Regions from separate parts of the Homo sapiens genome. Here region 1 is linked to region 2. Evidence: read pairs that join two places in POLR2A ChIA-PET (ENCODE). Cell type or tissue: HepG2. All regions are shown on one strand. Region 1 overlaps ACTN4 (actinin alpha 4). Region 2 has its middle 9.7 kb from the start of LGALS7.

Region 1 (2,500 bases), 71 kb after region 2:
AGACAGCAGAGTCAGGTCAAGAAGCCCCCAGCCAGGGCCGGGCGCAGTGGCTCGCACCTGTAATCCCAGCACTTTGGGAGGCCGAGGCGGGCGGATCACTTGAGGTCAGGAGTTCAAGACCAGCCTGGCCAACATGGTGAAACCTCGTCTCTACTAAAAATACAAAAATTACCTGGGCGTGGTGGCGGGCTCCTATAAACCCAGCTACTCGGGAAGCTGAGACAGGAGAATCGCTTGAACCTGGGAGGTAGAGGTTGCAGTGAGCCAAGATCGCGCCACTGCACTCCAGCCTGGGAGACAGAGTAAGACTCGGTTTCAAAAAAAAAAAAAGAAGGCCCCAGCCCACCCTTGGTCCCCAAGCTAGAGGTAAACTCAGAGAACAAGGCAGGCAGGCAGAGCAACGCCCCAGCAGATCACCCGCTTCGCAAAAGGTGGCCCCGCTCCTCCCAGCCTGTCCCTGGCCCTCCTGTGAAGGCAGCCTGCACCCAGCCCTTGACCTATCTAGGGAGGAAGGAAGGATGTGGACTCATCTGTCTTTGAGAACACATGTGAACCAAACCACAGAGAGGAGGCTTCAGAGCTTGCCCCTGCACACGGGCAGCCTATTAAAGAGGCTTCTCTGGTTGCTAAAATAGCACAGGGTGTGAGTGCGGGGAAGGGGGGTGGAAGAACAGAGAAAGGCAAGCTTGTCAGTTGAGTTGGGATCCACTGTCACCCCTCCGTGTGCCAAGGCCCATGGTGACCCAGCTAAGGCGGGCTTCAGGGGGCCCCAAGAGCAGTTTCTGCTTTGTCACTGTGGGCTGCAGGAGGGAGACGGAGACCTAGCATCTCTGGTCATAAAGTCCTTCCTGCGTCACAGGGACCCCTCCCAGCCGCCAGGATGTGGGGCGGTAGGTGAATGAATGATGGATATTGTTCAGGAGGTGACCTAAGCACCCAGGAATGTGGCAGCAGTGGGCTTTAATGAGCCATTCATCAATGATTCCCTCCCTCAACCCGAAGAGGCAAAGCCCTCTCTACTCTGGGGCGCTGATTAAGAAACAAACATTCGGCAGACACAGGGCAACCGAGTGGTTCCAGTGGGCAGAGCGATGGTGAGCTGGAGGGAAGAAAGGGCCTTGGTGGGATGCGGCTGACCCAGCTGAACAAACTCGCCTTCTCTTTTCTTCCTGCCTTCCTGTTACAAAACATGTTCTCAGAACTGAAGGGGGTGGAGGGAAATGGCTGTTGGAAGCTGGAATTCCACTAAGCCCAGAATAAAGGGAGTCTCTTGCAAAGTCGCTTTGGGCCTAGAAATAGGCTCGAGCGATCCCTCAGGAGGGGTGAGCATGCCGGCTCTGCACTGTGTAGCACATGATCCAGACTGGATCGCAGGCTTCACTCTCCCCACCCACCAGGCTGATGCTCACATGTGGATTCCACGGACCCCACGCTTGACAAGATTTTAGAAAAAAACGTTTGCTGCCTCATGCCGCAACCCTCTTCTGCCGTGTACACTGCCCACCCGCCTAGCAGGATATCACCCAGGAGGACCAGCCTGCATGCATTTTGCCCAGGCTCAGGGTTGACTGCAACTGGCCACAGCCAGCCCCAACCCCAGGTACCCGGAGGCCAGACGGAGCTCCCTAGCACCCTGGGAGTTTTCAAACCTTGGCTCTGAAATACCGTGTAGGGTTTGTCGCTCCGCTGGGGCATCAGTTGCTTTGAGGGGGAGGGCGCCGTCCCACCTCCTGAACTTCCACCTTGCCTGCTGTGGCCTCTGACGCTGCCCATGGTTCCTGCTTCCATGGGTCCTAGGGAAGGGTGTCCAGGGCTTGGACACAGGGGAGGTACAGCTATTTATTCCTGGGTAGGCTTATCACCTGGGTAGGCCTTCTTATCACCCATCTGGCAGGCTATTGCCAGACCTCAGGCAAGGCCTAGCCCCACTGGGGCATCTTTTCAGTTCCTGAAAGCAGAAACGGCTCCCCAGCCCATGGGCTTCATCACCAACTATAAAGGCGCTTTCAGGGCCAGACGGCTAAGCCTTCTGGAATCTGGGTTACCAGCGGCACAGGCAGAGATGCTCGCCCTGGCAAGGGGGCCCGTGGAGCCTCTGGCCTGTGAGACTGCACACCTGAGCACTTTTTGAAGATCCACTGCCACCAGATTCTGAAGGAGATAAAAGCCAGGAAGCAGGTTGAAAGAACAGAAAACGAGCAGGTCACAATAACACAGCCACAAATTAGATGGGTGCAGCAACGTGGGACGCAGACAGCCCTACTGCCCAGGCAATCAGGGCTAGCACTGCGGCAGTTCAGCGACACACGGGGCAGCCTGTCCAGGACCCAACCCCAGCCAGGGGCAAAGCAAGTGCACTGTGTGTGCCTGTTACATGACGACATAACCTAATTTGAAAGCAATTACAGTGAAATATGGAATGCGTCTTATGTCCTGGCCTGAAGTTGCCTTATTCGGAGTTTTCTCAGCCTGCATGAAAAAGCTCTGACTTCGCAGTTGG
Region 2 (2,500 bases):
CCAGAGTAGCTGGGATTACAGGCGCCCGCCACCACGCTAGCCAATTTTTGTATTTTTAGTAGAGACGGGTTGTCACCACATTGGCCAGGCTGATCTCAAACTCCTGACCTCAGGTGATCCACCCACCTTGGCCTCCCAAAGTGCTGGGATTACAGGTGTGAGCCACCGTGCCCGGCTAGCCTTTTCATTTTCTTTATTTTTAGTTTATTTTATTTTTTGAGACAGAGTCTCTGTCGCTCAGGCTGGCGTGCAGTGGCACAATCTCAGTTCACTGCAACCCCCTCCTCCCAGGTTCAAGTGATTCTCCTGCCTCAGCCTCCCAAGTAGCTGGGATTACAGGCACCTGCCACCATGCCTGGCTAATTTTTGTATTTTTAGTAGAGATGGGGTTTCATCATGTTGGCCAGGCTGGTCTGGAACTCCTGACCTCAGGTGATCCACCCGCCTCGGCCTCTCAAACTGCTGGGATTACAGAGGTGAGCCCCCACGCCTGACCGAGCCTTTTTATTTTCTTAAAGATGTCTTCCTCAGAACAAAAGTCTAATCGTGATGGCGTTCATTTTATCAGTTATTTTTTCTGTTATGTAGTGTGCTTTTGTGACCTACTTAAATCTTTGCTTAAGAAATCTTCGTGAGAAACATTTGTCACAAAGATTTCTTTTTACATTTTATTGTAGAAGGTTTATAGTTTTAGCATTTAAGTTTAGTTTTTAAACCTTAGTTAATTTTTTTTTTTTTTGAGATGGAAATTCACTCTTCTCAACCAGGCTGGAGTGCAATGGCGTGATCTCGGCTCACTGCAATCTCCACCTCCCGGGTTCAAGCGATTCTCCTGCCTCAGTCTACTGAGTATCTGGGATTACAGGCACCCGCCACCACGCCCGGCTAATTTTTGTATTTTTAGTAGAGACAGGGTTTCACCATGTTGGCCAGGCTGTTCTTGAATTCCTGACTTCAGGTGATCCACCCGCCTTGGTCTCCCAAAGTGCTGGGATTACAGGCGTGAGTCACAGCACTCGGCCTAACTTTAGTTAATTTTTGTCTCATTAGTTAATATATTATTTCTAGTTAATTTTTAGTTATTTTTAGTTAATTTTTGTGTGTGGTATGAGTTAAGGGTCAAGGTTCTTTTCTCACTCTATAGATGTCCAGTTATTTCAGCACCATTTGTTGAAGTGACTGTTTTTTCTCCTCATTGAATTATATTGGCAATTTTGTTAAAAATTAATTGACCATTTTTGTTGTTTTAAATCTGGACTTAATCATTCTTCTGATTCCTTGATTTATATATCTATCCTTATCATGATAGCATATTCCTGATTACTGTAGCTTTATAGTGAGTCTTTCTCTCTTTTTTTTTTTTTTTTTTTTTGAGACGGAGTCTTACTTTGTCGCCCAGGCTGGAGTGCAGTGGCGTGATCTCTGCTCACTGCAAGCTCCGCCTCCTGGGTTCACGCCATTCTCCTGCCTCAGCCTCCAGAGTAGCTGGGACTACAGGCACCCACCACCACGCCCGGCTAATTTTTTTGTATGTTTAGTAGAGACGGGGTTTCACCGTGTTAGCCAGGCTGGTCTCTTAACTCCTGACCTTGTGATCCACCTGCCTCGGCCTCCCAAAGTGCTGAGATTACAGACGTGAGCCACTGCGCCTGGCCTTTTTTTTTTTTTTCCTTTAAAAAAGACGGAGTCTCTCTCTGTCACCCAGGCTGGAGTGCAATGGCACAATCTCAGCTCACTGCAACCTCTGCCTCCTGAGTTCAAGCAATTCTCCTGCCTCAGCCTCCTGAGTGCTGGGATTACAGGTGCCTGCCACCATGCCCAGCTAATTTTTGTAGTTTTAGTAGAGATGGGATTTCACCATGTTGGTCAGGCTGGTCTCGAACTCCTGACCTCAGGTGATCTGCCCACCTCGGCCTCCCAAAGTGCTGGCATTACAAGCATGAGCCACTGCGCCTGGCTTCTTCTTCTTCTTTTTTTTTTTTTTTGAGACAGATTCTCACTTTGTTTCCCAAGCTGGAGTGCAGTGGTGCGATCACAGTTCACTGTGGTTTCAACCTCCTGGGCTCACCCTCCTAAGTAGCTGGGACTACAGGCACATGCCACCACACCCAGTTAATTTCTGTATTTTTTGGAGAGACATGGTCTCGCCATGTTGCCCAGGCTGGTCTGGAATTCCTGGGCTCAAGCCATCCACCCACCTTGACCTCCCAAAGTGAATAGTGAGTCTTAAAGTCACATTATATGCCTTGCAACTTTGTTCTCCTTTCTCAAAATTGTTTTGTTTATTCTATGTCATTTTCATTTTTCAATACATTTCAATGGATACTTGTACAAAAATTGTATCTGTGTTTCTATTTTGTTCTTGAGTCAGTTTTGGTAATTTGTGTCTCTCTAGGGATTTGTTCATTTCATTTAAATTGCCTAATTAGTTGACCTAAATCTGTTCATAATATTCCCCTGTGATTTTTTAAAATTTGTGTACCATGTTAGTGTTTTTCCC

What was found. ChIA-PET counts read pairs that join two places held together with the same protein. Peaks named below come from ENCODE experiments on the same cell type or tissue, not always from the same donor. Only the 100,000 strongest peaks of a DNase experiment are listed, where the experiment ranks them.
Region 1: POLR2A ChIA-PET joins it to region 2 with 5 read pairs; 5 of 35 experiments call an interaction of 5 or more read pairs at or near these places.

Annotation. Positions count from the first base shown.
Region 1 is chr19:38,692,095-38,694,594 of GRCh38, reverse strand. The region is part of intron 1 of ACTN4 (actinin alpha 4); the gene reads right to left. Among named protein-coding and RNA genes, the nearest start is that of ACTN4, 46 kb to the right of the region's middle. RefSeq lists enhancers at 256-315, 285-876. In HepG2, no CTCF peak of the experiment used is centred here; a DNase peak (open chromatin) is centred at 974.
Region 2 is chr19:38,762,611-38,765,110 of GRCh38, reverse strand. No RefSeq gene overlaps it. Among named protein-coding and RNA genes, the nearest start is that of LGALS7, 9.7 kb to the left of the region's middle. In HepG2, no CTCF peak of the experiment used is centred here; a DNase peak (open chromatin) is centred at 1,060; H3K4me3 peaks cover 1,184 bases.